2 separate regions of the Homo sapiens genome follow, and region 1 is linked to region 2. A link is a contact called in ENCODE Hi-C or POLR2A ChIA-PET data. All regions are on one chromosome and are shown on one strand. Each heading gives the region's core, a stretch centred on a gene start or an enhancer-like site at or near the end of the contact. The rest is flanking DNA. Distances are from core to core; before and after follow the strand shown. Region 1 holds the start of RAB2B (RAB2B, member RAS oncogene family). Region 2 has its middle 16 kb from the start of RNASE10.

Region 1 (4,660 bases), core at 1,901-4,400, 990 kb before region 2:
ACAATACTAGTACTTTGGGAGGCCAAGGTGGGAGGATCGCTTGAGCCTAGGAATTTGAGACCAGCCTGGACAACATGGTGAGATCCTGTCTCTATTAAAAACAAAAGCAAAAGCAAAAAGGAACCACTTTTTTAAATGTGGCTACCTCTTGATTGTTCAACTTCATAAATGGGGTAGAGAATTAAGAACAGTGGGTAAACTTGAAAGCTACTTGTATTTAATTTTAAAATGCACTTTCTCATGAACGAGGCCAACGTAAAATTTATAACACTCTAAATAACAAAATTTAAACTGTGGAGACCTGATTGAGGAGAAATTGGGAATTTCATGCAGGTAAGTCCAATGTGAGATTTGCAACACTCAAATAATGAAATTTAAAAATGAAGATCTCACTTAGAAGAAAATGGCAACTAAGAGTGCAAAGCACCAAGCAGATTTTAGCTGTTTTTGTTTGTTTGTTTGAGATGGAGTCTCACTCGTTCACCTAGGCTGGAGTACAATGGCGCAATCTCGGCTCACTGCAACCTCTGCCTCCCAGGTTCAAGCGATTCTCCTGCCTCAGCCTCCTGAGTATCTGGGATTACAGGCGCGCACCACCACACCCGGCTAATTTTTGTATTTTTAGTAGAGATGGGGTTTCACATGTTGGTCAGGCTGGTCTCGAACTCCTGACCTCGTGATCCGCCCTCCTTGGCCTCCCAAAGTGCTGGGATTACAGGCATGAGCCACCGCACCCCGCCTCACCTGTTTTTTTAAAATTAATTATTATTATCTTTTATAGAGACAGAGTTTGATCACGTTGCCCAAGCTGGTCTAGAACTCTTGGGCTCATGCAATTCTCCTGCCTCAGCCTCCCAAACAGTTGGGATTACTGGCACGAGCTACTGTGCTGGGCCCAGATTTAGGTTTTATATCATTTCAAAGTTTGCTGCATACTAGATTCACACTTATCCTGCTTATGAGAATAATAAATAAAAGCAACAAAAAAGTTAAACTGGCACTGGGCACATTGGCTCATGCCTGTAATCCTAGCACTTTAGGAGGCTGAGGCGGGCAGATCACTTGAGGCCAGGAGTTAAAGAGCCTGGGTAACAGGGTGAAACCCCGTCTCTACAAAAATTCAAAAAAAAAAAAAAAATTAGCTGGGTGTGGTGGCGCACACCTGTATTCCCAGCTACTTGGGAGGTTGAGGCAGGAGAATCACTTGAGCCCAGGAGGTGGAGGCTGCAGTGAGCCAAGATCGTGCTACTGCACTCCAGCCTGGGCTACAGGGAGACTGTCTCAAAAAAAAAAAGAAAGAAAAAAAAAGTTAAACTAGCAACTGGCCCTTGTCAACCCCATTTTCATCCATGAAAACGTTAGGATTATAGGATAAGCCCATGCAACAGCCACTGACAATTCTTGGTAAAAAAAACTGATGCAAATGGTCCACACCACTTTTGAAAATAAATATAAAAGTCCTCAAAAAATGGCAGATGGTTCAAGACTTCAGTTTCTCAAAGACAGAAATTTTTGTCTGTTCCACCATTCTCTTTTGCCTCTCCCAAACAAGTGATACATATCTATATTATGACAATATTTCAACCAAACTTTTTTAACGAACACTTCAGGGTTTCATCATAACCTTTACTTCTACTTTAAAACAGCATAAGAAACTATAATTACAGCTGTTTGACAGCTGGGGAAACTGTGACATACAAAGATGAAGTAATGTGCCCAACGTCTGAGTCACTGGCAAATTGAAACACATGTCCTACTCAACTCTTTTATATTCTCTAGCAGCTATTTCCTTTCCTCCTGACATTAGCAAAACAAGCTGACACCATGTAGGTAAAGGTAACCACAAATTTTTTATCAAAGTAGGAAATTTAGGCCGGGCGCAATGGCTCAGGCCTGTAATCCCAGCACTCCGGGAGGCCGAGGTGGGTGGATCACCTGAGGTCAGGAGTTCGAAACCAGCCTGGCCAATATGGTGAAACTGCCATCTCTACTAAATATACAAAAATTAGCCGAGCGTGGTGGCGCACGCCTGTAATCCCAGCTACTCGGGAGGCTGAGGCAGGAGAATCGCTTGAACCCAGGAGACAGAGGTTGCAGTGAGCCGAGATCGCACCACTGCACTTCAACCTGGGCGATAAAGCGAGACTCTGTCTCAAAACAAAAGAAAACCAATAAGCTCCTCCCCTCAACCCCAATTTCTTCAGCTGCTGAAACATTTTCTTTCCACTGCGATCCCCTAAGATTACTGTAGCTATTTCTCCCCAGAGAAAGGAGACAATTCCACTCTGTCTTCTAATCCAGAATCCCTTTTCTCTTTAAACAGGTTATCTCTTTCCAATACCTTGCTTTCTGATGACAGCAACTTCCCAAGACTTCCCCAGATAGTCCCCACAGGCTCTAGAAGCAACCGCCACTTTTCTCTAAACACCAATTGCGGCCCTTGGTTCCCAGCCCCCGTCCCCGGAGTCCGTGCTCTCCTCCCCACTACCCTACCCCACCGCTGCCTCAGGCCCTACCCCCGCGGCGTCGGCAGCTCTGGCTCACCTCGGCCCCTGACAGGAAGGGGTGCGAAGGCCCTGTGATCGTCAGGTAATTGTCATTTCCTCCGGGAAACTGGAAACCAAAAGAAAGTCGCGGGGATAAGTTAGGGGGAGCAGGGAGTCAGCTTGGAGCGATGGCTTTTGACCCTGACATTCTGACAACACTCCCCAAACCCCGCTCTCTCTCCTCTCCCGTCAGTCGCCTCTCCGCCCGGCTTCCCGTCCCTGCTTCAACCCGGTCGGCCGCGTTCTCTCGCCAGCCTTCTTAGCTATCAGGTTCCTACCTCCATCTTCACACAACCGCTCCCACCGTCTCAGACCCTCATCGCTCCCACCGCCCCCACTGGACTCGGAACTGCCGTCACTTCCGCAAGGACGTGTGTTCTCTCTGCTGATTGGAAGGAGCGCCGTGGGGCTGCAGAGAGTCAGGCGCTGGGCTATCGCCCCCTGGAGTTTGGAGGGATAAGGGCATGTAGAAGTGCTAGAAGCGTCCCTGGAGGTGGCGTAGGGTACTCCCGACCTAAGGATGATTCCGGGGAGTGCAATAGAGACGTGATCTGGGCTAGAGGAGCCGGAGGGGCGGGGGAGCGGGGGGAAGGGGGAGAAGAAGAAGATCGGTAGATTGAGTGGCTAGAGAGGTCGGAGGTAAGTGGCTATAGAAGTCGGGCGGACCCGGAACCCAGAGGACGCGACACCATGACTTATGCTTATCTCTTCAAGTATATCATCATCGGAGACACAGGTAACCCTCAGGTGGTTCGCCTTCAAGGCTCGGGCGGGCATTCGAAGCTCCCAAATTGGGTGGCGGGGGCGGGGCTCACTTTGTGGGCTGGGCGATTCGAGACGGGCGGGGCGGTTCGGGGCGGCCGGGGGCGGGGCTCGGGAGCCCCCCTTCTCTGGTCCGGGAAGTCCATACTCTGGAAGGTGTTCCAGGGCTGCGTGATTCCGGGAGTGTGCTTTCTCTTTCAGGTGTGGGGAAGTCATGTCTCCTCCTGCAGTTTACAGATAAGCGGTTCCAGCCTGTCCACGACCTCACAATAGGTAAGTGCATCTACTTGTTCCAGAACAGATGATAAAACCTGACTAGCTAAATTGCTAAAGTGGAAAGTTAGCAGCCTTCAGTGTTCGAAGTAAAAAGTTACCCCTCACTACTTTAAACTAGTCCAAACTTATGTTAATGAAGTGACCAATGAAACGTTGATATGTGGGGAGTAGTGTAAGGGAGAGTATATAATTGAAAGGTAACTTTTTAGAGTGTGAGGTATAGACTCGTCATATAATTTTTTTTCAAATACAATTTGTATGTTTATGGAAAATCCCACGAAAGCATAACTGCTTATTTATGAACTCATCTGTGCTTTGAGGTAAATTAATACCAGCCTTACTTTTAAAAAGTAAACACCAATACATGGACATTTTTTATATTGGTGAAGAAGCAAATTGAGGAGTCATCCCTGCCTTAGAATTAATAGGCAAATAAAACTAAAAACTTTCCTTTTAAATGAAAGAGTGTGTTAACAGTTCCTCAAACGCACTGGCGATCCTGGAAAATATTAACCTTTCCCACACGTTTGTGATAAGGCATGGCCTGAAGAGGCTTTTAACTACCCCCTCTTCGTTATCTCCGTAACCCCAGTCCAAATAAACAACATATATGAAACTAGCTTTCTTGCCATGCAAATGCAGTTTCTAAATAAACCCCTACATCCCCATTCTTACCATATTGCTACTTCCAAGTCCCACCTGTATGGAAACCTGAAGCTACCACTGTTCCTAACGGATTTATTTAGAGTCAAATAATTGATGGGGTTAGAAAAGGATTTGGCAGTATCAACTAAAAGGTATTTTAAAGGGAATATTGAGCGAATTCTCACTTTGCGATAGGGGCTAATGATACAATGCTTAACAAGGCAACAATGCTTAATTGTGCCTCTGGCAATTATTGGAAATGTAAAATGTATTGTTAAAAAAATTAGGTGGGCGTTGTGGCGTGTGCCTGTAAGGTACTTACTTGGGAGGCTGAGGCAGGAGAATCACTTGAACTCAGGAGGTGGAGGCTGCAGTGAGCTGAGATCGCACCACTGCACTCCAGCCTGGGTGACGGAGCGAGACTCCATCTC
Region 2 (4,604 bases), core at 750-3,249:
ACGATGCTCCTAAAGGGCGGGTCACAGAGCCAAAGAAAGGAATGACTCGCCAGAAGAAACTCTGCCTTTTCTGAACTTTTTTTTTTTTTTTTGAGACAGAGTCTCACTCTGTTGCCAGGATGGAGGGCAGTGGCGCGATCTCGGCTCACTGCAACCTCTGCCTCTTGGGTTCAAGCCATTCTTCCATTCTTCTGCCTCAACCTCCTTAGTAGCTGGGACTACAGGCATGTGCCACCATGCCCTGCTAATTTTTTTGTATTTTAGTGGAGACAGGGTTTCGCCATGTCAGCCAGGATGGTCTCGATCTCCTGACCTCATGATCCCCCCGCCTTGGCCGCCCAAAGCGCTGGGATTACAGACGTGAGCCACCATGCCTGGCCAGCACTATTTTGAGTTCACAGACTAAGTTCACTTGGGATGGCAGATACTGGCTGATATGGTTTGGTCGTGGTAGTGAATAAGTCTCACGAGATCTGATGGTTTTATCAGGGGTTTCCACTTTTGCATCTTCCTCATTCCCTCTTGCCTCCTCCAAGTAAGAAGTGCCTTTCACCCTCTGCCATGATTGTGAGACCTCCCCAGCCATGTGGAACTGTAAGTCAAATTAAACCACCTTTTCTTCCCAGTCTCTGATATGTCTTTATCAGCAACATGAAAACGGACTAATACACTGGCACAGAAGTTAGCACAGAAGAGTTGTCCGTTAAGGTTTGGTGAAAGAGACAGGAAAGGAGAGGAAAGGGAAGGAAGGAAATAGGGAAGAAGGGAGGGAGGGAGCCCTGAGCAATGCGTGGAGGTCAGCAGTTAAGATTAGCTCAGCAGGAAGGAAGCGTCCTGGGCTTCCGTGAGAGGTGACCTCTGACAGGCTTCCAGGTTCCTGTGCTCTTTGAGAGAGTCTTTCTTATCCCCTCACCCAGTATACAGGTACTTTGGCCTGGCCTGGCTGGCCAGATATGCAGTCGAGGTTTTACCTTCAAAGATGACAGCTAGAGAAATAAGAAAAGGGAAAGCATTCAGAATCCATTATAAGACGTACTGATAAGTAACACACATGCAGATCTTATGAATTAATGTGGATCTTCATAGGTAAGATCTTCATAATGGCAATGCTATTATGTAAGAGAATGTCCTTATTCTTAGAGATGCGTGCCAATATATTCAAAAATGGACTGATAGGCAAATTGTCTGCAGCAATTTACTTTCAAATGGCTCAGGAGAAAACAAATGTATGTAGCAGATTATTGACTATTGATGGTTTAGGTGAGAGGTACACTAGTGTTCATTACATGATCCTTTCTACTTTTCCGTAAACTTAACGATATTCCAAGTAAAAAGTTCAGGACAAATGGGCATTAGAAATTTTCTCTAAAATGTATAAAATCCATAGTAAGCACACCTAGCTGGTAACAGCGCTTGCTTATCTTGGCTGAGAGGATAAGGGGTTCTTCCTTGCTTTTTGGTGTGTGTGTGTGTGTGTGTGTGTATGTGTGTGTTTAAGGCCACAGCTAGGACCCTTCTTTCTGCCCCTCTGGCCTCTTTCACTGCACCAAACCACCTGCTCCTGGGCCCCAGCAAAGCAATCCCCCTATGAACAACATTTCTCAACAAGTGTTTCTGTGCCTGTTAGTAGCCCCACACGCTTCTTCCCCACAAACCCTTTCCTCATACACCATTGCCCACACAAAACACACCCCTTTCAAACTGCTGTTCTGGAACAAATGGCTTTCTTCTCTACTGAGTGCACCTCTGCCCAAGGCTTCCACCCACAAACGATTCTTTCTCTAAAGTTCCTGTGTAACCCTACCCCACCCATCCTCTCTGAATCATTGCCTCAATCCCCTGAGGTCTATCTTGCTGCAAATTGAATTCCTGCTGGTGTTGAGCCTGAAAATTTCTCAGTTTGCTAAGCTAAAGAGTTGCCCTTCCGTGATGGATGAAGCAGTGAATTGCTTCCACTTTTGTCTAGGATCGGGCACAGACCTTACTCTTTCTGCCCTAGCACCCCAGCTCCTCAGGTCCCACTTCAGTGGCATCAAGCAGAAGTGGACATGCATGGATAGATATATAATTATTGAAACATGAAAGCACAGTGTAACATCCCACCCTCCTTCTGTAGAACTAGAGTGTTGTGGAACTATAGTTGTTGCTATTCAGGTTTTTGCAGATAAAATATCTTGAAAAGAATTTTAGAGGTCATAAGGTCAACTATTTCTCTCTACAGCTTTGTCAAATATTCCTCTAGCCCCTATTTCAACATTTCAGGAATGTAACGTAACAATGTCTTTTTTGTAGAGCTCTTTTTCTAATATTGAGTGGGCTCTCCTGTCCTAGTCAACTCTCCAAAGTTGCACAGAGTAAATTTGATTCTTCTATATAAATAAGTTTAAAAATAATATAAGGCCAGGTACGTTGGCTCATGCCTGTAATCCCAATACTTTAGGAGGCCGAGGTGCTAGGATCACTTGAGGCCAGGAATTCGAGACCAGCCTGGGCAACATAGCAAGACTTTGTTTCTACAAAAAAAATTTTTTTTAATCAGCTGGGTGTGGTGATATGTGCCTGTAGTCCCAGCTACTCAGGAGTTTGAGGCAAGAGGATTGCTTGAGCCTTGGAGTTCAAGGATGCAGAGAGCTATGATCATACTAGTGCATTCCACAGAGCCTGGGTAACAGATCAAGATTCTATCTCTTAAAAAAATCATAATAATAATATTAATAGAAGACAGTTCTTCACTACCTCCTTTCATCTTCTGTTTACCACCAAACTTAACTACTCTCTGGCTTTTCATTCAACCTAAACGTGATGCCTTTTTACACATTCTCCATCCCCATCTCTTTATGTAGATCTAATGCTATGGTGACAAAAGTTCTGAGCCTGAAGGAATAGCTTAGCTATTCCTTTGCTGTGTGGTATTGGAAAAGTCAGATAACCTTTCTCTAAGCCTTTTTAAATCAGAAAAATGAAAATGAGAAAAATATCAATGATACTTGCTCAAGGGTCTCAGTAATTATCACAACTAAAAAGGACCAAAAAATGTAAAATATTTTGTAAACTATAAAGCACTATGTACATATTACCTGCTGTGAATATTCACATTAAAGGTCCAATCTCAGCATGAGTGTCTCCCTTCCTCCCAGCATAAATTAAGTCCTTCTATACTAGGTTTTTTTGGTAAAATTTAGCCACACACATTGGAATTCAGCATCAATGGCTTTTATGGAATGATAGTAAATTGCAGTGATTACTTTGAAAAAATAGTCTGTTCATAATGACAATGGTCCAGACTAATTTGTTTTATTGTTATTGTTTTGTCTTGTTTTTTAGAGAGGGATAGGGTCTCGCTTTATCACCCAAGCTGGAGAGCAGTGGCATGATCATTGCTCACTGTAACCTGGAGTTCCTGGGCTCAAGTGATCCTCCTGCCTCAGACTCCCAAGTAGCTGAGACTACAGGTGTGTGCCATCACAATCAGCTTGTAAATTTTTTTTTTTTTTTTTTTTTTTTTTTAGAAACAGGGTCTTGCTATGTTGCTCAGGTCGGTCTCAAACTCCTGGCCTCAAGTGATCCTCCCACCTCAGCCTCCCAAAGTGCTGGGATTACAGGCGTGAGCCACTGTGCCCGGCCCCCACCTGGCCTAGTTTGTTGTTTGTTTGTTTTTAATGCTTCGATATAACAGCTACATCTTCCTTCTGTACTAGCCATTCTTTTACACTCAATCAGCTTTACAGTTGCTCCCTCCCCTGCAGGGCTCATAGTCTGCCATGTTACCAGTTGTATTCCCAAGTCTGGAGCCTTTGGGGTCTCTAAGCAAGAATCTAGCACTGAGGCTCTGGGGAGGAAGGGCTGAACTTTCTTTAATATCTTTAAAGAGTTTGCTAAAAAGTCTTTACCCTGCAGGGATCACCTTGCAGAGTTTTTCTTTGTTGTTGTTATTATTGTTGTTGTTGTTTTTAATTTCCTAGCTCTGCTCTGCTGCCCTCTTATGGGCAGCTATCAAGTCAAAACCAAGCTTCTATCTTAGACCAATTTGCTTCCACTGGCAAGGCTCCCTATCACACAACACAGGTGTAACTGTACTATAAGCAAGCCATAGGGTATTATATCAATAATCAATAAAGGTGCCATTTAACTCTCAGACTATGGTACAGGCCATCTTCTCTTCTTCAGATCACACCCAAGTCCCAGTTGGCTTCTTTCCAGTTCAAAATGCCTCCCATCATTTAAAAAAAAAGGAAAAAACCTTCTCCTGAACCCACATCCTTTCCCCCAGCTACCACTTCCCTTTATAGCAAAATTTCATGGTTTGCACTTGCTGCCTCTATTTCCTCACCTCTCATTCTTTCTGGTGTCCGCTCTAATAAAGATATCATCTTTGTTACCCCGCTGAGACTGCTCGTCAAGGTGAGCAGTGACCTCGATCAGTCTCTTGTGTTAAAACGCTTTCTTCACTTGCCCTCCAAGGCATCCTACTTCTTGGTTTTCCTTCTACCTCATTAATGTCTCCTCAAACACATTTGCTAGATCCTTCTCCTTCTCCTGACTTCTGTCCCCAAGTGATATCGTCCAGATAATTTGGTTTAAACACCACCTATGTGCTAATGACT

The links. Hi-C counts contacts between places; a loop is a spot of excess contacts on that map. ChIA-PET counts read pairs that join two places held with the same protein, here RNA polymerase II (POLR2A). Pooled maps may share reads with other maps.
Region 1: a pooled map shows a loop between it and region 2 (2.7-fold over the local background). The contact joins the promoter of RAB2B here to the enhancer-like site in region 2. A Hi-C loop is called at or near these places in 1 of 50 pooled maps. POLR2A ChIA-PET finds 5 or more read pairs at or near these places in 2 of 52 experiments (A673 and GM12878).

What each region holds. Positions count from the first base shown.
Region 1 is chr14:21,475,449-21,480,108 of GRCh38, reverse strand. RAB2B (RAB2B, member RAS oncogene family) reads left to right here and starts at 3,150. Exons shown (of 8, transcript NM_032846.4): 1 at 3,150-3,282; 2 at 3,510-3,581. The coding sequence starts at 3,237. It overlaps TOX4 (TOX high mobility group box family member 4), which reads right to left and starts at 2,914. Exons shown (of 9, transcript NM_014828.4): 1 at 2,825-2,914; 2 at 2,545-2,613. The coding sequence starts at 2,830. RefSeq lists enhancers at 2,964-3,033, 3,614-3,733.
Region 2 is chr14:20,486,931-20,491,534 of GRCh38, reverse strand. No RefSeq gene overlaps it. Among named protein-coding and RNA genes, the nearest start is that of RNASE10, 16 kb to the left of the region's middle. Within about 2 kb of position 1,999, at least 2 of the 41 ENCODE cell types and tissues checked have a DNase peak (open chromatin) inside an H3K27ac peak, as active enhancers do; they include GM12878, where a contact is called at or near this core.